Regions from separate parts of the Mus musculus genome. Here all the other regions are linked to region 1. The links are chromatin loops, found by intact Hi-C in ENCODE. Cell type or tissue: left cerebral cortex. All regions are shown on one strand.

The links. Peaks named below come from ENCODE experiments on the same cell type or tissue, not always from the same donor. Only the 100,000 strongest peaks of a DNase experiment are listed, where the experiment ranks them.
Region 2: a loop joins it to region 1, with 2.6 times the contacts of the local background. A loop is called at or near these places in 18 of 42 quality-filtered maps.
Region 3: a loop joins it to region 1, with 7 times the contacts of the local background. A loop is called at or near these places in 30 of 42 quality-filtered maps.

What each region holds. Positions count from the first base shown.
Region 1 is chr15:85,065,952-85,073,951 of GRCm38, forward strand. It overlaps Smc1b (structural maintenance of chromosomes 1B), which reads right to left. Exons shown (of 25, transcript NM_080470.1): 20 at 5,631-5,787; 21 at 4,829-4,983; 22 at 3,694-3,845; 23 at 1,786-1,855; 24 at 268-378. It also overlaps a transcript of Fam118a not described here. Among named protein-coding and RNA genes, the nearest start is that of Fam118a, 33 kb to the left of the region's middle. In left cerebral cortex, a CTCF peak has its summit at 4,817 (motif pointing left); a DNase peak (open chromatin) is centred at 4,812.
Region 2 is chr15:85,013,247-85,021,246 of GRCm38, forward strand. It overlaps Upk3a (uroplakin 3A), which reads left to right and starts at 3,895. Exons shown (of 6, transcript NM_023478.2): 1 at 3,895-4,025; 2 at 4,780-4,935; 3 at 6,064-6,343; 4 at 7,295-7,377. The coding sequence starts at 3,974. It overlaps Gm52194 (a long non-coding RNA gene), which reads right to left and starts at 5,690. Exons shown (of 3, transcript XR_003951558.1): 1 at 5,573-5,690; 2 at 4,270-4,408; 3 at 3,898-4,066. In left cerebral cortex, a CTCF peak has its summit at 4,589; a DNase peak (open chromatin) is centred at 2,695.
Region 3 is chr15:84,998,214-85,006,213 of GRCm38, forward strand. It overlaps Gm39558 (a long non-coding RNA gene), which reads left to right. Exons shown (of 4, transcript XR_875533.1): 4 at 6,163-6,394. Among named protein-coding and RNA genes, the nearest start is that of Gm39558, 14 kb to the left of the region's middle. In left cerebral cortex, a CTCF peak has its summit at 3,314 (motif pointing right); DNase peaks (open chromatin) are centred at 2,924 and 3,325; H3K27ac peaks cover 748 bases.

The sequences.
Region 1 (8,000 bases):
AGTGCCCCAACCTGCTGAGCCATCTGCTGGGCCATGCCTTTAGTTTGCATTTCCTTCTTTCACCTAAGTATGTCTTAAATTTCTTTCTGTCAAAGAGAGTATCTGAGTAATTACTCATAAATTTTACTCATTTAAAAATCATTTGGTTATATTTACCCACTGTAGGAACCCAAGAATGTCTACAAACTCCTGGATTGTATTAGGAAGTCCCAAGGCTGGCAGGGTCGGAGGAGTTTATGGGGCCTGTCCTTGCCCTGCCCCTCTTACCTCTGGGTAGACGCCTATCAGTGCATCAGCTTTGGAGTAGAACTCCTCTTTCAGGGAAATGATTATCATCTGAAACTGTTCCTGACTCTGCTCTTTGATGTAACTTGAGACCTGGGAGAAAATAAAAAGCATACCTTTCACCAGCAAGGCAAGGCCTCCTTTGGGCTCTGGGAACAATGATTCTCTTTCTTTGTTTTTAGTTTTAAAAATCACATTTGAGTTGATAACTCAAGGCTTTTAAAGATTGGGTAACTGCGGCAAGTGTATATGATTTTACAATCAAGTTTTGGATAAAGAATTCTACCCCCAGTCGGGCGTGGTGGTGCACGCCTTTAATCCCAGCACTTGGGAGGCAGAGGCAGGTGGATTTCTGAGTTCAAGGCCAGCCTGGTCTACAAAGTGAGTTCCAGGACAGCCAGCGCTATACAGAGAAACCCTGTCTCGAAAAAAGAAAAAAAAAAAAAAAAAAAAAAAAAAAGAATTCTAGCTCCTTCAGGAAGCTCAATTCCAAGGAAGCAAAATGATGAGGTATGGTGATGTAATTCTAGAGAAGCAAAGAGTCTGAACATCCAGTATCCTTGAGGCAATGCCTAGAATCACTTAACATCCTCCCACTAAGGCCCTACCCTCTCAAAGTTTCCTTTAGAAAGCTCAATTGAAGAAAATCCTTCAGTGCCACAGCCTTTATGTGGGGACATTTTATATCCAGACCATCAAATCCTCTTCTCTCCTGTTCCTACTTCACTATTTCTATCATTGATCCTGCATCACGGCTACTAGCATGGTCTCTAACACCCGAGTCCCTTCTGCGAGTGTGGCTTTCTAACTTGTCTCATTCACTCACTGTGTGGCACTCCAGAAGCTCAGTGATCTTGAGAACACAGCAGTTGTGTTCTAACCCAGACCAACCTCAGGGACTTGGTAAGGACCATCTTACTAGACAAAATCTGAGTCTCAGTTCTCCTCTACTCAAGTTCTGAGTGGTTTATTTTGGCATTTTGTTTTGTTTGACAAGTAAGCCATCAAATGGATGAATGCAGACATGTGAGAAGAGAGCTCAGAGCTGTTGCTCAAGTGTGCATGAGTTAGGCATGGTGGCACAAGACTTCTCTCAGGTTCTAAAAGGTCTGATTACCCTAAGTACTGTTGCTCTTGCCTCCATGGTTTTTCTTCAGGCTTCTGCTTGTTTTTCCTGTCTTTCCTCAGTGATAGACTGTGACAAAAGTATAAAAAAGTCTAACTTTCTCCCTAAATTGCTTTTGGCCATGGTTTTGTCACAGCAATAAAATAAAACTAGAACATAAACATTCTATTAGACATTGAAAGCAGAAGCTGGGTGGTGGTCGACCACAGAGTGCTTTAATTCAGAGTGCTTGGGAGGCAGAGCAAGCAGATCTCTGATCTGAGGCCAGCCTGGCCTACAGAGCGAGACAGTCCAGGACAGCCAGGGCTATGCAGAGAAACGCTGTCTTGAAAAACCAGAAGGAGTGGGGGGGTTGAATTCAATAAGAAACTTACTTTGCCAATGTTAGTATTGTCCAGGGCTGCATCTACTTCATCTAATACAAAGAATGGAGCAGGCCGAAAACTAGAAAAGAATAACATGTACATGAGCAACAACTTCATATTTGTTTTATGAAAGACTTAGAGACAAAGAGCAACAATACTTAGGGTAATCAAGACCTTTTAGAACCTCTGAGAGAAGTCTTGTGCTACCATGCCCAGCTTATGTCCACTTGAGTGACAGCTCTGAGCTCTCTTCTTACATGTCTGCACACTGGATTTCACATGAACATTCATTCAGCCATCATTTCTCCAGCAAACCCCCTCCCCCACTGTTCTCTCCTGTGGGCAGCTAGTGGCAGCAATTAAGGGGTTATTTAGACCAAACCAATGGAGCCATGACTGACTCCTACACATTACATGTCTGTCAGTAACCTCTAGCTCTCACATTGTCCCAAGCCAGCACTATTTTTTCACTTTGCTTGTTAGAACAGCATCCTATGCCTTTAATCCCATCACTTGGGAGGCAGAGGCAGGCGGATTTTCTGAGTTCAAGCCCAGCCTGGTCTACAAAGTGAGCTCCAGGACAGCCAGGGCTACACAGAGAAACCCTGTCTCAAAAAACAAACAAAAACAACAACAACAAAAGAACAGCATCCTAACCCTGCTGCCATCACTGCCACATGAAGTATATTCCATACATGCTAAGCACACTTGGCCTCAGAGCCTTTTACACTTGCTACTCATTGTTTCATCTGGAACAGTCTTGCTTTAGCTATCTATATAACTTATTCCCATAATTCTTAATTAATCTAATCTTTTTATTGTTGGAAAGTACCTCAGGGCCATGCATATCTCCATTCCTTTTTTTTTTTCTTTATGGGATTTGTCATTTACAAATATTCTCTATATTAGGGAAACTGTTTACAAATGTACTTCACAATCTCCTCCAATGAAAAGAAATCTTCCCACAATGGTGTCTTAAATGAGCCTAAGGTCTCATACATGGGAGACATGGACTCTATTGCTGAACTATAGCCCCCAACAAAAATGACGTTTTTGTTTTTTGAGACAGGGTTTCTGTCAGAGCCCTGGCTATCCTGGAACTCACTTTGTTCCAGAGGCCTCAAACTCCCAGAGTCTGCCTCTGCCTCCCAAATGCTGGGATTAAAGGTGCACACCACCACCACTGGCAAAATTAAATATTTTTAGGGAAGACACTTTGTTTGGTCCACAGGAATCTCCAGAGCCTGAAAGTGTGATTATTTAATAGAGTGAAAGGATGGGTTGCTACCTAGTGATAATCTCATTCTGCTTTTATCCTGTGTCTACCTCATCATGGTTTTCTCTGTACCTCTCCTGTGGGAGCCTGTCCCATTTCTTTCTTGAGACCAGAAGTCAAATTCCTATGTTCTGTTCCTGGTGATGGGAAGACACCAGCACCCACACTGCTACTGTCTGCTATGATTGCTGAAATCTGTTGTTCATCTTAATTTTCTTCAACTTTTGTTTCTTGATTCATATTCAAGGGAAACAGTATAGCCATCATCAGTGTAAATGAGGATTTCAAGCCCCCACTTCCTTTTTTCAAAGGAAGAAATACTTTGCTTTCATTATACTGCAGAACTCTGAGTATGGCTTAGGAAAATAATATGTAAAATTTTGTTCATTCTTTGGAAATCTTGATGTCTTATGTCGATTATCCAAGTATCATACTTGTATAAAGCTAGAAAACTACTAGCTATTGCCAGATTTTATCAAAGACTGTACTTGTAGATTATCTAACTTGATATAATATGCTTAAAACAAACCTTAATTTTATGACTGGAAGGATAGCTTTGCTAAATATTATATTAAAAATAATTATAGGCTTTCTGTAAAAAAGACAAACATGGTAACTATGGTAACTTGCTGTGGCCTTACCTGTGTACAGCAAACAGAAGAGCCAGAGCAGCCACACACTTTTCTCCCCCTGACAGGTTGTCCATGGGCATGAACCGTTTGCCTGGAGCCACACAGTTGTAGCTAATTCCATCTAAGTAAGGTTCTTCAGGGTTCTCTGGGCTAAGAAATGCCTAAAACACATTTATTTAGCCATATCAGAAGAGTAACCAATATATGTTAGGTGGCAACATATTTAACTGAAAAAATTCTTTCTCTTGCTTAGGTTTCCTCAGTTTTGATGGGAAAAATACTAATACCTGTAAATCCACTTAGTTGTGCATTACCCATAGACATCAAGGTTATCTGGGTGGAGGGGAAATGAGAATGCTCAACTTACCCACGGTCCATCTCTTTCCACCATAATTCCAGTTGAATCTCATCAGCAGCAGACACCACAGACTTAGGAAAAGTTCCCATCAACTTACTTGTTGGTCCATGTCTCTGACATTTACTGAGTACTTACTATGGGCCACATACTGTAGGTGTTATGTATGAATCCTTTTTTCAATGAGTTAATATGCTTATTTTACTAAAATGTTATATTTTGCTGAAAATCTAAAATTCAGATTCAGGATCATTTCAGTCATAATGTGAGTCCAAGCTGAGCTGGTACACAGATCTTGACCTATATTTTTTCCATATTTAATTCTACAAGTATTTGCTGTGGCTATTGCTAATACAACAGGGGTGGATAAAAAAATGGGCTCAGAGATTCATTCAAATGAATATTATGGGGATTTGATCCCACCTTTACTCTTCCACTCTCCTTTGATATTTTGATCAATACCACAACTATTTCTTACCATACAGACAGTAGTTTCATTAAGTAAATTTAGTACAATAGGATTTCAGCACTTGAAAAAATGTAGACCTCAAATGATCTAACCCCACTCATGTTTCAAGTGGAAGAATAGGCCCAAAGTAGCTCTGACTTGTCTGCCACCAGCATAGTTGAATGGACTCCATAACACATGTCTTGAGATGATCAGTCTTCCTGCACTGGCTTTGCACCTATGTTATTAAGGACTATGCAATGGACATTTATTTCTCACCAGAAAACAAGCACCATTATTGACATCAAGCTCCCTCTAGTGTCAGAGGTTGAGAAACACACCTGGGCACTGTTGTTCCTGCAGAGCTTCTTGTAGATTTGATCAATTGAGACTGAGATGTGTTCAAAACATTGACTGAAAGCATCGTACCTCCGTCTTTTCACCTGTTCAAACTCTTGCCTACATATTCTGGCTTCCTTTCTGCTGGCCTCAAAAACTAAGAAAAAAATAAATGAACTTTATTTTTGAGTTTGGTTGTCTTGAATATATCTGCATTCAAAATACTTTACCTGTTACTAAATTCTGAGAAAACAACTTTTAAGCTTCATGAATCTTTTCTTGACAGAGCTAATATCTAAATAATGTTAGCAAATCCTGACAGTGTATTTAATATACTTAATTATCTGGTATGAAAAAATCTTGATTACGTTTTAACATAGTTAATACTACTTTGTTGTTTTTGTTGAGACAAAGTCTCATGAGGCCAGGCTGGGCTCAAACTCACTATGTGGCTCAACTTCTGATGCTCCTGCCTCTACCTCTAGAGTTCTGGTATCATAGAGGTACAAAAACCCAGTTTATATGGATTTGGAAATGGAACCCATGGCTTCATGTATTAGGTAAGTATCTGTCCAACAGAGCTACATTCTCAACCCCCAATAAACCTATTTTTAAGTAAAGTAGAACATCCTTCATGAAGGAAGGCATTTGTGCTTCAGTAGTAAAAGGCACACATTACCATATGGCAACAGAGAAAATGCATGCTAATAAAAGAAAGGTACAATACAAGGGGGTTGTTGGTACATACAGAAATAAAAACACAGATGAATATCTTCTTTCTAACAACAATAAACTCAATTTTACCATCTGCAGATTCTTGAAACTTGTCTCTGACAGTCTTTAAGTTCTCCTGTGCTCGCAAGTTTGGAGCTGTAGTCTTCAGTAGAGTGTTTTCTTGGGATGCTACTTGCTGTAGAAGGAGTGTAAGGTGGGCCTCCACCTCCTTATCTGATTGTAGAGCCTATCATTAGCAAAGAAGAACACTGATTGGCATGCCTTTAAAACTCAAAGGTAAGATCTAAGTACAAGACTTACCATTCTTTGTGTGTATGAGCATATCTCCCATAGCATGTGTGTGGAGGTAAGAGGACAACTTTTGGGACTGATTCTCTTCTTCTGTTATGTATGACCCAGGAATTGAATTCGGGTTGGTGGCAAGTGGCTTTATTTGCTGAACCACCTTGTTGGCCAAAGACTACTATCATCTATTCTTCGATAGCCCCGGGATTGGAGTGGTGTTGGTTAGTTGGTTTCTTGAGACAGGGTCTTGCATTTTAGCCTTGGTTGGTCTGGTATTCAGTATGTAGCCTAGATACAGGCATCACATTTGTAGCAATCTTCCTTCCTCAAATTCCCAAATGCTGAGATTACAGGTTTGTGCTACCACACCTGGCAAGGACACTACTATCTGACTCTACTTTACCCTCTGCATCTCCTTGCTCCCCTTTGGAAGCCATTGTTTGGTACTGTAGTCAAACAGGCACTCTGTAATTTCCCTACCCAGCTGTGTCTTTCATGGCTTTAATACTGTATCATGCTGCTCTGGAACATTCTTTACTTCTTTAGATTATGATCATGCTCAAAATGTGAAGATCTATTTATCATGTTTCTTTGTTCATTAAAGATATTAACTATGATGAACTGGTTAGACACTGAACCATCAATCAGGAAAACTAGTATTTGTCTTTAAAAAAACCTCAGAGGCGCTGGCTAGATCGATGGCTCAGTGGCTGCTCTTCAGAGGACCTGAGTCTGATTTCTAGAATCCACAAGGCGGCTCATAACCATCTCTAACTCTGGCTCCAGGGGAAATGATGCCTACTCTGGCTTCTGAGGACATCAAGCATGCGTGTAACATATGAGTACACATGTAGGCAAAACATTAAAAATAATAAAAAAGCACTCACAGAGAAGTCAGAAATACAAGCTGACATTTACATTGGGAGGAGAACGCTTCCTCCCAGGATGAGCATAGGTACCATGGGGCACAGAGATGGAATACAAATGACCTGGAGGTGTAATGCATAACTCAGTAGTCAGTGAATAAGGAGGGGAAGGTGTAGCCACACAACCTTCTTGACTCCTAGAAGGGGTTAATTAATACACAACAAAGGCAATGTTTAACTCACTGGAAAAAACTTTGAAAACTGCATAAGGTGCATATTTGGGTGACTTTTAAAAAATAACAGAGAAAGTAACCAAGGAGCTAAAAGGATCTGCAACCCTACAGGTGGAACAACAATATGAACTAACGAGTACCCCCTGGAGCTCATGTCTCTAGCTGCATATGAATCAGAAGATGGCCTAGTTGGACATCAGTGGAAAGAGAGGCCCATTGGTCGTGCAAACTTTATATGCCTCAGAACAGGGGAACGCCAGGGCCAAGAAGTGGGAGTGGGTGGGTGGGGGAGGAGGGCGGGGGGACTTTTGGGATAGCATTGGAAATGTAAATGAAATAAATACCTAATTAAAAAAATAACAGAGTAAATTTTAAGTGATCAAATATGATAGTTTCTTGCCAAACACTATATTTCCCAGCTTCCCTTGTATAAAGCAAGCAAAGCAAAAAAGTTTAAAGTAAACTTAAAGTTTGCTTAATGTAAAGTAATATTCAAAATCAGGTATATAAAAATTGGTCATGAAAATTTGCATGGTTGAATAAAATGGGTTAAATTTACAATATACTCCCATGGCAGGAAGTCCCCAGACTTAAGTTGTCCCCTTATTTGGAGCACAAGTTCCCCTCGATGGAGCACCATCCCACCAGAGTAAAATGCTTGTTAGTCTCCTTACAGGACAAGGATGCATGGGAATTAAAACCTGCTAGAGATCTGCTGCTTCTGCCTCTGGCTGTATAGGCCTGACCAGCTCTGGTCATGTAAGTCTGATCCAAAACAAAACAAAACACCCTCCTTATCTAAAAATTACTCCTCATTCTCAAATGACAGGGAGATGGGTATTCTTGCCCAGTGAAGGATCTCAGCCTGCACCCACGTCCTAAATATCTCAAACTGGAGAAGGGCAAATAACAATTACTCTATTCTCAACGTATTTCAAACTGTCATTTGAGGACGCTGTGAACAGGGAAACTTTGTACCTAAGCCTACCACCTGACTGGTATGGGGCCTGCATGCTAGTTCAGTTAGCCACACCCTTAACCTTGACATTTGATTC
Region 2 (8,000 bases), 53 kb before region 1:
CATTACCAGATTTGGGGACACAGGCTGTGCCCCCAACAAGTCAGATTCAAGCTCCTGCCATTCATAAGGCATTTAAAGCTACCAAATTCATATTAAGGCAAAAAACTCTGATATTTATCAAACATGACTGCAGTGGGTAACAGGACACAGATTCAGTGGCCCCAGGTTCATCTTAGGGGTCTTAAAATAAGGTTAGTGTTTAAGTAAAGGCTAATGCTATGCAGATATAAGTAGTCTGGGTCAAGGTCCCACACACCATTGATCTGTTGCTGTCACTTCTATAAGGTAGGCTGACAAGCTAGGAACTTCTGTCCTGGGGAGAAGTGTCGCCTCTGGTCAGCCCAGGCTGTAGGCTTTGTCTTCTGTCAGCATGAGATTCCCAGGGGTTGGGGTGGTAGAGGATTCCAGTTTCTTGGGGTTCATAGTTCTAATAGCCCTACAGTCAAAAGTGAAGGACTCAAGCCTCAATTTAGAATCTCTGTATCTGGCCAAGCAAGGATAGCACATACCTTTAATTCTAGCACTTGGGAGGCAGAGGCAAGAGGATTTTGAGTTTGAGGCCAGCCTGTCTATAAAGCAAGTTCTAGGACAGCCAGGACAACACAGAGAAAAACCCTGTCTGGAAAAACCAAACCAAACCAAACCAAACACACCTATCCACGGCAGGCCCGTTTCACAGGCTGGTTTTACCATCATGTGGATCCCAGGAATCAGACTCTGAGTTATCAGGCTTTGAAGCAAGCACCTTTCCCCACTGCTTGAGCCATTGCACCAGCCTAGAAATTTAAGTTCTATGCACTATTGCTCTCTAATATGCATCACATGCTGATAATTTTTCTTGTTACAGTGGTTATAATAGCGTACACTATGCATTGCTCTGTGTGCACATCTGTGTGTGCATCCCTGTGGTACCAGAGACAGAAACAAGGCCTAGTGCATGCTAGGCAGGTGCTCTACCACTGAGCTACCATCCCCAGCCTTTGGAAACTCAGGCAGCTCAGGCTGGCCTTCAACTTGAGCTTCTCCTGATTTTCTCCTTCCACGTGCTGGAACTACAGGCGTGTGCCACGATGCCTGGTCCGGCTGCTTGTTTTTAGATGAGTAAACCAGAAGTTTACTGTGCGTGGAGGGGCTACGTGCCCCCAGTCTTCCTCAGCCTTGGCTCTCAGCCTGTCTTGCTTTGTCCTTTGTTTTTTGGGGACACAGATACTTTCGAAGCAGCGTGGTCTGTTGTTTGGCAGACAGGACTCCCACTCCCAACCCCGGTTTGGATCTGTCTGTTTGTTTCCTGCCAAATAGACCCTAGGTTAAACTCTGCGGGCAGGCGCAGTCTGTCTGTCTGTCTTTCTGTCTGTCCATCTGTCTGTCTGACAGCTAGGTCACTGCATTAAGCCAGTATCTCTACATCTCTGTACAGACTCAGTATTGACTCACAGACTTGTATTTTATCAAACAGGCTAAATGTAAAATATTTACCGCCTTTGTTTATTTTGTGCTCAAAGTTCCCCAGATCAGGCGATGGGCACCTACCTCTTCCAGCCGGTCTAGACTGGCTACTTTGACATATGTTCAGCATTCTTTCATTGATTGCAAAAAGCCTAGCTCCTCCTGCCTTGCCCTTCCCAGGCTGGAATTAACCCCTCTCCAAGGGGCCAGGGGGATCTTTGCCAGGAAGTGGGTTTCAGAATGTAAGCATTTGAACTTTGTTCTCTGCAGAGGTGAGTGTTGGAGGGTAGGAGTGGTAAAGCAAGGCTCTTTAAGTGGTCAAAAAAAATAAAAATAAAATAAAATCATTTTGCTTATTTATTTATTTATTTATTTGTTTGTTTGTGTGTGTGTGTGTGTGTGTGTGTGTGTGTGTGTGTGTGTGTGTGTTTTAAGCATATACATGTGTGTTTGCATGTGCATGCAAGAGGTCACCACAAGTGTCTTCTCTTTTACCATATTTTTTGAGACAGTCAGAAAATCCTAGGGATCCTTCTGTCCCCACCTTCCCAGCCCTGGGATTCTAGGTGTGCCACTGTGCCTGGCTTTTCACATGGGTGCTGGGGATTTGAACTCAGGTCCTGTGCTTACAAGGCAAGTGCATCTTTCTTGTCCTGTTCTGCTCCCTAGAGTTCTCTCTGCATTCCAAATCTTCCTCATTCTCTAGTGAGCGCATCTTCAGTGCTTGGATACCACAGGCTTGCCCTCCGGCTCCCACTACCAACAACTTCCCTGGAAAATCCTGGGCTCTATCTCAGGACTTAGGGTTCTTAGGGTCTTCTCTGAGAAGAGCCTGAGACAGCTGGTTGCAAATTCACCCAGATCCAGTTTTTACATAGATGATCATAGTATCCATTCCCCACTTTACTGATTTACTGGTCCCCTGCCCATGTTTGTTCATCCCTATGTTTTACACGTAAAATTGATTTCAGATGCATTTGGAGATGCGCACAGATTCCTGACATTGGAGGGAACTGGCTAATTTGGATGAGGACCCCCATCATTTTCCTTTCCATTTCTTTTCTCATGGTCTGATCATTTATCTGTTACTGATAAAGATGTACATTTGACTGGGCTGAGACTTAGAAGCAGATGCTCTCAGCGAGGACAGCCTACATCTTTTGGCGATCTGTTCCTGGCATTTTTTTTCCTTTGGCTTCCTTCGTTCTCTTGGCATATTCTGCAGTCTGCAGCCTCCCCCTTGTTTTCTTTAGCCTGTCGTTTCTTCGGCGAAATACGTTGGCGGCGTTTGTGTTGCAGGACACATGGAGTGACAAGACATGGAGTCTTGGGTGCATTTAAGGGCTTCCTGACAGCATGTTCACAGGCACCATCTTCTTGAGCGAGATCAAAAGTTGGCACAGTTTTGCTAGCTCTTTTGGTCCCCAGTAGCAGAAGCACCGTAGTATCTGTCAATCTAAAAATAGCCTCCCTCTCTCTCTCCCTCTCTCCCTCTCTCTCTCTCTCTCTCTCAGTAATCAAGTCGTGAACATTCAGATTGACATCTTTCCACAAAGTATCTGTGAACACACAATTCCCTTCCCCCATTCGCGTTGGTCATAACAGGAATGCCCCTTACTCAACAGCAGGGTGTTCTGCTGTGGGTCAAGACACTTTGTTTCATGGGAAAACCTTGTTTGTTGTTCCCACCACTGATTGGGGGCCCACAACCCTTCCACTCTTCACCCAGAGCATACCCAGGGCATCATCCCTATTTCTAGGTCTGTGTGTTTCTCATAGGACCAGTGATGTTTGCATTCGAGATCCATGTCAAAGAGCAGTGGCTGGGTATTGTTCAGTTTCATCTTGAAGGAGCCCTCAACTGAAGAGGTACAGCACAAAGGAGCAGGTTTTCTTCTCTTCCGCCCCTCCCCCTTGGTTTTGCTGAGGGAACCCAGGGTCTTACTTGGACCAAGCAAGCATCTACCACTGAGCTGCACTCCAGCCCAGCATCACTATTGCCCGTTGCCTCTCAGGAGGAGGTTCCTGCCCCTTCCTTACCTCCTTGGGCCTCTGTCTTGTACGGCCTGTGAACAGAAAGAGTCACTATCCAGGACTTCATTTTTCCATGACTGTTAATTTTATCAGTATCTGGCACATAGTATGGGCTCATGCTTATGAGAATTAGCGTCTTTGCGGTATAGAAGTTGAGGTCCCAAAGATGCTTATGGGATTAGCATCTCTACTTTGCAGTATAGAAATTGAGGTTCCAGAGATTGCGTTATCTCTGACAACACTGTGAAAACCTCAGCTTAGTTTCTGCACACCTTAGGAGCTTTGCAGAAGACCAAGAGAAGGATCAGAGCTTTAGTTGCTCTGGGCGGGAGGAGCCCAGGACCGGACTGTATGCAAATATCTCAAGGGGAGGCTTCGGATTGGTCCGTTTGAGAGGGGCGGGGCATGCCCTTGCTGGTGACAGGTGAGCGGAGCTGCAGGGAGCAGGTGCGCGTTCTCAGGCAGAGTGCATCGCGAAGGCTCATCTCGGGCGATGCTCCTGCTCTGGGCCCTGCTGGCTCTCGGATGCCTGCGGTGTGGCTGGAGTAAGCCGGGGAGAAGACCTCCAGGGCGTGTCCAGGGAGGCCTGAGGGGAGTGGAGACACTGAGTGGCACTAGGAATCTCATTTAGGGGGTTCAGGAATAGGCGCCTGCATTAGGGACACAGATGTTAGCAGCTGTAGTAATAGAAACTGATGGGAATCCCAGCGCCCACCCTTGGGCTGGCCTCAATTCTGTGATGGTTGTTGCTAGGGAACACCACACAGGGGCTGCAGAGAGCAGACTCACCCAGTCCTGTGGTGACCCCTGAACTGAGGGGAGGTAGAACGGCAAGTTCTTGGAGTGGGAGGGATGTTCCATCCTGGCATTGGCTTGTTGATCCTTATGGCCCGGGCAGATAGTGAGGAGAAGCCTGCAGGGGTTGAAGCTGAGAGTAGACATGAAAAAGCTGTGAACTTCGGGACCTCACTGTCTTTCCTCAGAGACTATGAGGGAAGCCAGTGGGGGAGCCACAAAGGGTCTGAGAGAAAGGAAAACGGATGAGGCTTGCTTGTTAGGGTAGACCGTTCAAGTGAAGAGAGTGAGGGGTGGAGGCAGAGAGACCTTATGGAGACAGCTAGAGGGCAGCAGCTGTCTGACTGAGGTGGGGTAGGGATGTGTCTGCCCAGAATGACCAGCAAGGTGGGCACAGGGAACAGGAGAAAAGTTCATGGGATGACCCATTGGGAGGACCAAACCCAGTACTGGACCTGCAGCAAGGGCCCAGAGGTCAGCTCCTACCCTCATTGCCTTCCCCAGCTGTGAACCTCCAGCCCCAACTGGCCAGTGTGACCTTTGCCACCAACAACCCTACCCTCACCACCGTGGCCTTGGAGAAGCCTCTGTGCATGTTTGATAGCTCAGAGCCACTCAGCGGCTCTTACGAGGTTTACCTCTATGCTATGGTCGACTCAGGTAAGGGACCCGCTTCCCTCCAAAAGCGCCACTTGACAGTCTACGGGGAAGAGGGGGAAAGTGGGGGGTGGGATATTGCATGTCTATGAAGGTCCAGGATGCCTTCACTTATCACTGCTCTCACACACACTGACACCATTGTGGTTGTGGCCCCAGACCTGCCCTTTACCAGGCTGGTGGGAGGGAGCCACACCAGTTTCCCAGCACCAGCCTAGCACCAGCTGCCTTGCCCACTTTAGAGCCACTGTCTGCAAGCAGCATGCAGGGTATTATGGTAGAGTAGGGGATGAAGACGGGGTGGGGGCCCCTCTCTGGGGTTTGGACAGCTACATTCTGATCTCACAGGCCTTTGAGCCTAGGGTTGTTTCAGGGTTTTTCCCTGGATTGCTCCCTGTTTTCCAAACCACAATAATGTAAGCTCCTGAATTTGGGGACCAGCCACCCCATAAATGGCCTATTAACATCTCCAGCATCCCATCCTGTCAGCAGGCCTCTATTACTGCCTACATGCGCCCAATCTGTGGATACCCTGAGGTATTTTTCTATTTCACCGAAGTCCAGGGGCCAGAGATGTCAAGTGGTTTGGTCACCCAGGAAGTAAAGAGAAAATGTGCAGTATGGGTCCAGCCACACTCACCTTAGCATTATCCCAGTCCTTCCCATTTCGAAGAGGAAAGAATCCGGGCTGGAGAGATGGCTCAACGGCTAAGAGCACTGGCTGCTCTTCTAAAGGTCCTGAGTTCAAATCCCAGCAACCACATGGTGGCTCACAATCACCGGTAATGAGATCTGATGCCCTCTTCTGGGGTGTCTGAACACAGCTACAGTGTACTTACATATAATAATAAATAAATCTTAAAAAAAAAAAAAAGAATCTAGGACAGCTACAAGTGGCAGAGGTTTGTTGAGCTAGAGGGACACCAGAAGACAGTGAGTGAGACATGGATCCAGTACCTCACAGTGGGGTGTTTCTGGGACAGCTGCACTGTTACCTCTGAGCACACGCCAATCATCCTAGTGCCCGCCACCAACCTGGACAGCTCTGGACTCGGGTGTTTGATGGGTGACTGAGTGCTTGCTGCTGAGTTAGAGTGGCCAGGGTCTTGACTTCCTGCATCCTCTCTGCAGCCATGTCCAGGAATGTGTCTGTACAGGACAGCGCTGGCGTCCCACTGAGCACCACTTTCCGGCAAACCCAGGGTGGGAGGTCAGGCCCCTATAAAGCTGCGGCCTTTGACCTGACCCCTTGTGGTGACTTGCCCAGCCTGGATGCTGTTGGAGATGTGACCCAGGCCTCAGAGATCCTGAACGCATACCTAGTCAGGGTGGGCAACAACGGGACCTGTTTTTGGGACCCCAACTTCCAGGGCCTCTGCAACCCACCCCTGACAGCGGCCACTGAGTACAGGTGGGTGTCAGAGGCTGTGGGAGGATGAGGGACAAAATGGGGAACAAAATGGGGGAAGCCACACTTCACAGAGCTCAGGGATCAGGTGTCTGGAAGGGTGGGCTTCCTGGTTTGCAGCAGGTACCCAGAGACCCGAGAGGGCCAGCTTGGCACCTTGCTCTGCAAGCAGTTTGAAATTCATCCTGTCTTCCTTTTCTCTTTCCTTCCTTCCTCCCTCTCTCCTTCCCTCCCTGCCTTTCTCCTCCCCACCTCCTCTTTTGCTTTGAGACAGACTTTCACATAGCCCAGGTTAAGCTTGACCCCCTGTGCTGCCTGGTTTAGGCTGTATGTGCTCCTATGGTTTCGCACATGCTGAACATGCACCCTTCCACTGAACTATAGCCACAGCTCCATAAGGGGCTTTACTTTTAAGGGTCACTAAACTACAGGCCGTAGATGAACTGGTCCTCAGATTATCCAGTCCACTGTCTAAACTGGGATGTAAGTGGGCTACAACAGACCTTATTATCTCTCTGGGTCTTCTCTTCTGACTAGCTTGTTTGGGGATTCTTACACCTAAAACATAGCCCTGATCCAAGGGCTGGTGATGGAAGCTATTGGGCTGGTTTTCTAATTCTCTTTGTGACCACAAGGACCACAGCTGCCAGGAGGGTCTGTGGATTAACACTCAGCAGGGGTGCTACAGCGGCATAAAATTAAAAGGAGGTGCTCCCAGAGGAAGGCTGAACAACAGTCCCAACCAGGAAGGCTTCCCAGAGCAGATGCTACCAGACTGGAAAAGGATCCAGGGTATATGTGGTCAAGTCCAGTATCCTTCTCTTGTCCTGACCTCACCCAGTAGCTGTCTCGTGGAAGACTTCCTGTGTGCTCCCCATGGTCCTCCTCCTGCCTGTTTCCTGTGGCTGGGTGCATGGGTTAGATGAAAGCCACCCTTACTCCATCTTCTTCCAGATTCAAGTATGTCCTGGTCAACATGTCCACAGGCTTGGTGCAGGACCAGACACTATGGTCAGATCCCATCTGGACCAACCGGCGTAAGTGTGTACTGGGGGGGTGAGCTCCTTGGAGCTGAGTCCTGGGTCTAACTAAACCTGGCTGGCTCTATCCCTCACATAGTGGGCACCTCCATCTCCACGCCTGGCTAGCTTGGTGAGATGACTCTAGGAACCCTAATGGCAGCAGCAGGCCCAGTACTCCTGGACCCGGTCCTAAAGGGTTGGCCTCTGGGGACAGAGTGCATATGGGACTGCTTAGACTTGAGAGTACCAGCGTGGAGTTGAACTCAGAACAGACAATGTCACAGGTCACTTGCTCACTGTTGGACTGGTCCGTCATTCCCAAGGGTGACAATAATGAAGAGCCACATCCCCTCTGAAGTGCTGGCTCAGCTTTATTTTGTTCAGACTATGTATGCCATCCATGTCACCAGAAGTGACATGTAACTAACCTTATGCAAAAAGGGGAAGACACCAGAAAGACTCAGCCTATGGTAAAGAATGAGAAGCAGAGGAGCCACCGGGCCAAAGTCTGGGGAGAGCAATTACTGCCCTGGGTTCCTAGGTCACCCTGGATTCCAGGCAGCCAAGGCAGGTGGCAGGTTACCTTGCCTGTCCCTGGGAAAAGATCCAGGGTGGGACATTTTCTGGGATTAAGTGGG
Region 3 (8,000 bases), 68 kb before region 1:
TAGTATTACCTCACAGCAGCCTGTCAAATATTGGCCCTGTCAGTGGATCCACCTATGGGAGAGATCAGAGCCCTTCTGATCCAGTCACCTCCCCAAAGGTCATTTGTGGACACTGCTGCAATAGGAGCCAAGCCTTCAAAACACCGGTCCCAGCCATAGCGGGAAAGCACAGGGCCAAACTGGGATTCTTGCCCACGGCAAGTGGGATGTAAGTGCGCAGGCACTTGGAAAACAACTTGGGGTTTCTTTGTTCTTGTTATTGTTTTGTGTTTTGTGTTTTTGAGACAGGGTCTGTCTGTGTAATCCTGGCTGTCTTGGAAGTCACTGTGTAGACCAGCCTGGCCTCAAACACACAGAGAGCTAGCTGCCTGCCTCTGCCTCCCCAGTGCTAGGATTAAAGTTGCACGATACTAACCTGGCCTATGTTTCAGGCACAGGTAGTGTCACTTGTAACCGCTAAAGGAGAAAGTGTCCCTCCTTTGATAGGCAAATGGGTCAACCAGCTGCAAATGTGTCACCTTACAGTGCAATCCGACTCAGCCATAAGAAAGAACAAACCATTAATATCATGTAATGATTGATATCACGTAACGAAAAGGATGACTCTCCAAACTATTACACTGAGGGAAAGAAGCCAGACCCCAGCTGAATGAGAGCCTGCTGTACAGTTCTATTTACATGTAGTTATGGGAAATGCAACCTAACCTATAGGGACAGAAGCAGACCTGGAGTTGGAAGGACAGGGATGAGGTGGGACAATGGAGGGGGAGATGAAGAGGAACAGAAGTCCAGCATTGTGGCTTATGCCTGTAATCCCAGATCTCAGAGTCTGAGGCAGGAGGGTTGCCATGAGTTTGAGACTAGCCAGAGTTACACAGTGAGCTCAAACATAACACACAGACACACAGATAGACACACAGAAAGAGAGAGAGAGAAAAGAGAGACAGACAGATAAAGATGGAACTAGATTACAAAGGGACAGGAGAAAGCTTTTAGAGTGGAGTGATTAACTTTGCTGTTTATGGGATACACACACACACACACACACATATATATATATAATGGGTTCATGGGATATGTATATATATTATGGGTTCATGGGATATATATATAATATATATGTATACATTTCTATTAAAACTCAGCAAATTATACACCAGGTGCATGCCTTTAATCTCAGTATTCAGGAGGTATAGGTGGGCAGATCTCTGAGTTCAAGGCAGGCCTCGTCTACAGAGCAAGTTCCAGGACAGCCAGGGCTACACAGAGAAGCCCTGTCTCAAGAAACCAAAAAGTAAATAAATAAAAAACAAAATAAAATAAAATGTAAAATAAAACTCAGAAACTTGTATAGTTCATTATATGTCAATTATACCTAAAACTGTGTACAATGTGGAAATGTAAGAGCACGGGCTGCTCTTCCAGAGGTCCTGAGTTCAAATCCCAGCAACCACATGGTGGCTCACAACCATCTGTAATAGGATCTGATGCCCTTTTCTGGTGTATCTGAAGACAGCTACAGTGTACTCACATAAATAAAATTAATAAATAAATCTTTTAAAAAAGAGAAAATGTAAGTTAGTTGCCAGTTTAAGGCTGTTATAGCTTCTGGCAGCTATAACAAAACACATGGATTAGGTGGCTAATCAATAATTAAAGAATTTAGGAGCTGGCAAGGTAGCTCAGTGGATTAAAGCACTTGCTACTGTCTGATAACCCAAATTCAACCCTAGGGGCCTTCATGTTAAAACGACAGAACCAACTCCACACATTGTCTTTAGATCTGCACACTTGTCCAAGGGTGCATTTGCATATCTGTGAGCTGTGGACAGAGACCGGAAGGGGACGCCAGGTGTCCTGCCGCATTACTACCCAGCTTATTCTCATGAGACGAGGTCTCCCTCTGAACCTGGAGCAGTGTTGGCAGCCAGTAAAACTCGGCAATCCTTTTGTCTCTCCAGCCCTGGGGTTACAGGTTGGAGTGGCCGTGTCTGGGTTTTTAAGTGGGTCCCAGGGATTTGAACTTAGAATGTCATGCTTCAACAGAAAATGCTTCTACCCACTGAACTTTTTAAAAAGATTTATTTGCATAATTTTAAATGATGTTTCTCTGTGTGTGTCTGTTTGAGTGTAGGTGCGCATGAGTGCACGTGCCAAGGAAACCAGAGGTCTTAGAGCCCCTGGAGCTGGAGATGGGTGTGAGCCACCTGGCATGGGTGCTAGGAACCAAACTGAGGTCCCCTGCAAGAGCAGTGCATGCTTTTAACTTCCGTGCCATCTCTCTAGTTCCAGGACTTCGGTTTTTTTCTTAAAACTATTTTTTTTTATTTAACCTGGGTCAGAAAGGCTGACTTGCAACAATCTAGAGGCCAGTGGTTAAGAAGTGTCCAAGTTCAGCTGTTCTAGATCCAGGTTAGCGATGGTAGCCTGGTTGTAGAGCCAACGGATGTGACGGCAGGGGCATCATCATCATCGGGCGGGGGCGGGGGTTGTGCTGAGCATTCTAACTCTGTGTTCTTGCGTTCTCAGGCTTCCTGCACAGGAAGCGCTTTACCCATGAGTCGTTTCTCCAGACCCAAATTAAAATTAAGGTTGATGCTGGGCAATGGTGGTGCACACCTTTAATCCCAGCACTTGGGAGGCAGAGGCAGGAGGATTTCTGAGTTCGAGGCCAGCCTGGTCTACAGAGTGAGTTCCAGGACAGCCAGGGCTACATAGCTAGTACAAAGATAGCCAGGGCTACATAATAGAGCTCTGTCCCAAAACAAACAAAACAAAACAAAACAAAAACTAGAAAACAAATGATAAGTTTGTGAGTGTAAATTGTCAGCTTAACAGAATCTAGAACCGCCTGGGAAATGAGCAGCTGGGCGTGCGTGGGGGTGTCATCTTGTTGCTAAGTTGCTAAGTTCTCTGGATAGAGGATCCTGAGCTATATAAAATGGAGCTGGGGAGCCCAACGCTAGCGTGCACATTTTCATTGCTTTCCTCTGACTGTGGAAACCAGCTGCTTCAAGCTCCTGCTGCCGTGATCTCCCAGCTGTAACCGGCTTGTACCTTGTACTGTGTGATCCCAAATAAACCCTCCTCCCTCCCTCCCTTCTTTCTTCCCTCAGTTGCTTATGTCAGGGCATTTTAACACAGCAAGAAAGAAACTTAAGGCAATGATAAACTGCTTCTTTATATCCCAAAGTTCTTTCAAAAGAAAGGAAGAACGAAATCCAAACCAAAAAAGGCTCTGATACAATTTGGCCCCAACCACCCAGGTGCACACAGACACGCGCTCCCTGTCCGCGGCTCCCACAAGTGCCGCCAGGGGGCACTTGACACCAGCGCTGGGTGCGGGACGCAGGAACGAACTCGCCGGGCCTAGAAGGCACTTCCTAGCAAGCCTCCTGCACCCTGCGCTTCTCATCCCGCCTTAACGTAAGTAATTCCCTTGTCAATTCCCAAGTCGGGAGCACGGATTTTCTTTGAGGAATTCCGCCTCCAGGGAGTCTTCCTGGCCTGGGACGGGCCTTGTTTAGTCAGCCTTGTCTGCGCAGTTACTCATTGACATCTTCTAAGGGACAGTCACATTCACAGGCTGGAAGTAAGGCTGCATCACTCACCATCCCGGAATGATCCTCAGGGGATACCTTTGAGGGCTGGAGCCTTTTGCAACAGTCTGGTATCTTAGGTGGAGGAACCCTGCCTGAGAACTCTTACTTAATCATGCTCCCTTAGGGCTGACTAGTCCTTCTGAGCCCGGAAAAAGAGGCTTCTAGGCTTGCCCTGAAAATGACCTTGGTGTCCACCTTGGCCTTGCTTAGACTATTTCCAGATGGTCCTGGTCCTTCTGAGCCTCTGCTTGCTGGCATGGAAGGTTCATTCGAGAAACAGGTCCTGCATTTGGGAGTAGTTACAAGGCTCCGCTTAAAAGTGGACACCTATAACACATAGTCTGGAAGACATTCTGTCATCCCTGAAGCAATGTCTCTCTCGTGGTTGGATTTGAATGTGCTAGAACATTCAGCCCTGGGTCTGTGGCTGGCCCAGGTGCTGGCCCCTGGCTCACATGAGCACAGTGCAGATCATGCCAAGACAGGACTGAGACTGTCTGGATTCAAATGCTAGCTTCTGCTCTCCATAGCTGTATGTCAGGAGGAAATGGTCAAAACCTACGTGTGCCAGGGCTACCCCGAGGATTCCCAGGTAAAGGTTAATGATTAGTTTTGCTCTTGGGCTAAAAAGCCACCACCAGATGTCCAGGGAGCTGGGAGAGAAAGGATAAAGCTGGCTTGGACCTGGGATGGCCGTGAACTCTGAGAACTAGGCTTAGGAATGCCCTAGGCTGTCCTTACCTTTTCCTAGAGTGACAGCACATGGGGTATGGGGAGGGTCTGTTCTCTAGAGAGGACTTTGCCCAGGGGGGTCAGAGTTCAGGTCCTTTCATGAGGATGTAGGAGATGACCATAAAGTAATAGGCAGGAGGCCTGGGGCTCGGGCTTAATTTCCTGTAGTCTTAGAGTCATTATGGCTGCTTCTTCCCAGACTGCCCAAATTCTGAAAGGCACGCGCGCACACACACACACACACACACACACACACACCACAGAGAGAGAGACAGACAGACACATACACTCAGACGCATATATACAAATATATACACACAGACACTCAGACATACACACAGCCACACACACATAGAGACACACAATCAGACACAAAGAGAGACATACACAGATATATATATATATATATATATATACACAGAGATACACACACAGAGACATGTGGACATATACACACAGAGAGATACACACAGAAACATATACACATAGAGAGACACACACAGAGACACACATACCACAGATACATACACACAGACACACATATACAAATATAAACACAGACAGACATACAAACACACAAACACAAGGATATACACACAGAGACATACATACACACAGAGATACATACACATAGACATGCAGATACACACACACACACACACACACACACACACACACATGAGTGGGTATGTACACCAAGTACAACCTTCTGTGGAGGCATCAGATTACCTTGAAGATGGAGTTACTGGCAACTGTGAACCACCAGACTAAGATACTGTGAACTAAGCTTGGATCCTCTGTAAGAGCCATTCGCTATCTTAACCTCTTAGTCATCTTTGTAGCCCCCAAATTTTGACAGTATGAGCAACCCCAAATTCATGAGTTGAAGCCCTAGCAACAGTGTGACTGTTATTGGGCATGGGACCCCTGGGAAAATCACTAAGGTCAGAGAAGGGCATGAGGGTAGGGTGTTCAGATCAGTGCCCTGGTGTGGCACAGATGACAGGAACCTTTGGTTTTGAGTGTCCCCTTCTGTCCCAAGTATACCATATACCATATGTGGACAGGACAGGTAGATATGTACCATGCACTTATAATTCAGCTGCTGAGGGAGCTGAAGAGGCAGGGTAGAAGTGTCAGGCTTAGCTCAGGGATAGCCTAGGCAACTTAGTGAGACCCTGTCTTAAAAGAAAAAGTAAGAAGAGAAGGCAGGCAGTGGTGGGACACACTTTTAATCCCCGCACTCCAGAAGCAGAGGCAGGATGATTTCTATGAGTTCAAGGCTAGCCTGGTCTACAGAGTGAGTTCCAGGACAGCCAGGGATACACAGAGAAAGGCTGTCTGGAAAGAAAAGAAAAAAAGTAAGAAGAGGATGGGGGATGAAGTTGGGAGGTAGACTGTGTATAGCCTTGGATCACCACCCCACCAGCAGGTCAAAAACAACAAAGAAATTAGGACCAGGTGTGGTGGAATACGACTTTAATTTCAGCACCCAGGAAGCAGAGGGAGGTGACCTTTGAATTTGTGTCCAGCCTGGTCTATATATTAAGTTCTAGGTCAAGACTACACAGTAAGACCCTGTCTAAAAAAAATAAATAAAAATAAAAAAGGTAACTCAATACAGAGTTTTTATAGAAAAATTAGAAAGTGTAGAAATTAAGAAAAAAAGAAAAGGGTTCTCAAAGCTGGGTTACCCAGAGCTAAGGACTGCCCTTTGCAGGTGTTTGATTTCTGTTTCTGTTTGTTTCTGTTTCCCACTAGCTACTGTAACAAACATTATACTGTTGGTGGCTTAAAAGAACACAATTTGATCTTCTCCCCTCTGCAGGGCAGAAGGCAGATCTGCTGAGAGGATGAAAGCTGGGCCCTGATGGAGCTGATTTCTTGAGCAGCTTCTGGGGGAGATCCAGGTCTGGATGGAGCAAGCCCATCTCTGGGGAGCTGAACCCCTCTGCACCTGCAAAGCCCTTTCTGTGCACCCCAAATTCTGGAGGATATGAGGGCTGGGGGGGCTTTTGTTCAGCCTTTCAAAACCAATCAATCTTCCTTCCTCCCCTCCCTCCCTCCCTCCTTCCCTCCCTCCCTCCCTCCCTCCTTCCTTCTTCCCTCCCTCCCTCCCTCCCTCCCTCCCTCCCTCCCTCCCTCCCTCCCTCTCTCTCTTTCTTTCTTTCTTTCTTTCTTTCTTTCTTTCTTCCCCCAAGACAGAATGGCTCTGCCTAGCCCTGACTGTTTTGGAACTCCCTCTGTAGGCCAGGCTGACCTTGAACTCAGAGATTTTGCCTCTGCCTCCCAAATGCTAGAATTAAAGGTGTGTACTAGTACTACCACTGCCCAGTCAAAATTTTTCTTTTCTTTGACTTGACCTCCATCACCTATCTCCCATGAGAGCCACGCCCACCCCCAAATCCCCATCCCAGCCCCCAGCTTCTCTGCTCTCTCTTCCCTGTGTCCTTTTGTAACCACATTTCTTGGAAGGGTCTCTGAGGAGTTTCTGGTCTAGGGTGAATGAGATGGCTTTGCAGCTAAAGGTGACTGTGGCCAAACCTGATGATTGAAATTCAGTCCCTGGGACCCACACGTGGAGGGTGAGAGTTGACTTTCAGAGGTTGCCTACTTGCCAACGCGCTTGAGCTGTGCTGTGTGTGTATCCACATATATGCACACAATTAATGAGTCATTTAAGATGAATACTGAAAATAGAGTTCTGGGCTGCCCTCTTTTGCCTTCCACCCTGGACCTTCCATCCACTAGAGCCCTGTCACAGGTTCCCCCACCCCCACCCCCAAGCAGGAATGTCATGTCACCAATTCTAACTTTTTGTAGTTGTCCCAAGGCTGGAACGTTTGGTGCCTGGACACGAGGCCTGAAGTGGCTCCAGATGCTGCAGCAGCAGCAGCAGCAGCAGCAGCTCAGGGCCAACCTTCATGACTGGCTGGTCTCACCTCTGGGTGACAGGATACCAGATGTTCTGGTGCTGACAGGACGCACTCCATAAAAAGGCTCCAAACTGAAAACACCCCAGAGCTGAAACAGGGGCCATTGTGCTATCTACACAGGCCGAGTCAGACTACCCTCAGGATCTGCCGTGCCACTGAAGGTGATAAGCCCAGATGATATCCTGTGGGCCTATTCCTCTCCTGTTAGGGTTTTACACACATTTGTATAATTATGTGATACGATAAAGGACTCCTCCAGTAAGCGTGTCCTGAGGGCTTGGTCACTTCCAGGACTGTGTGAATAACAGTATTCCCAGCACACAGAATGAGCACTTCCCACACACTAGTTCGGTGACCTTTTTGTTTTGTTTTGTTTTGTTTTCTAAAATTATTCTTTGAGGGGCTGGAGAGAGGGCTCAAAAGTTGAGAGGATCAGTTGCTCTTGCTGCGAACATGGGTTCAATTTCCTACACTCACACAGTGGCTTATAATCATTCATAACTCCAGTTCCAGGGTATCTGATGGGCTTTTCTTTTTCTTCCATGGGCACAAGACACACACATATGGTCTGCATACATACATGCACCCATATGCAAAGTATCGGTTCATGTAAAACAAAATTTGAGACAGGGATCTCTCTATTTGACTCTGGTGATCCTAGCACTCACTATGTAGACCAGACTGGCCTCGAACTCGCAGACATCCACCTGCCTCTGCCTCCCCAGTGCTA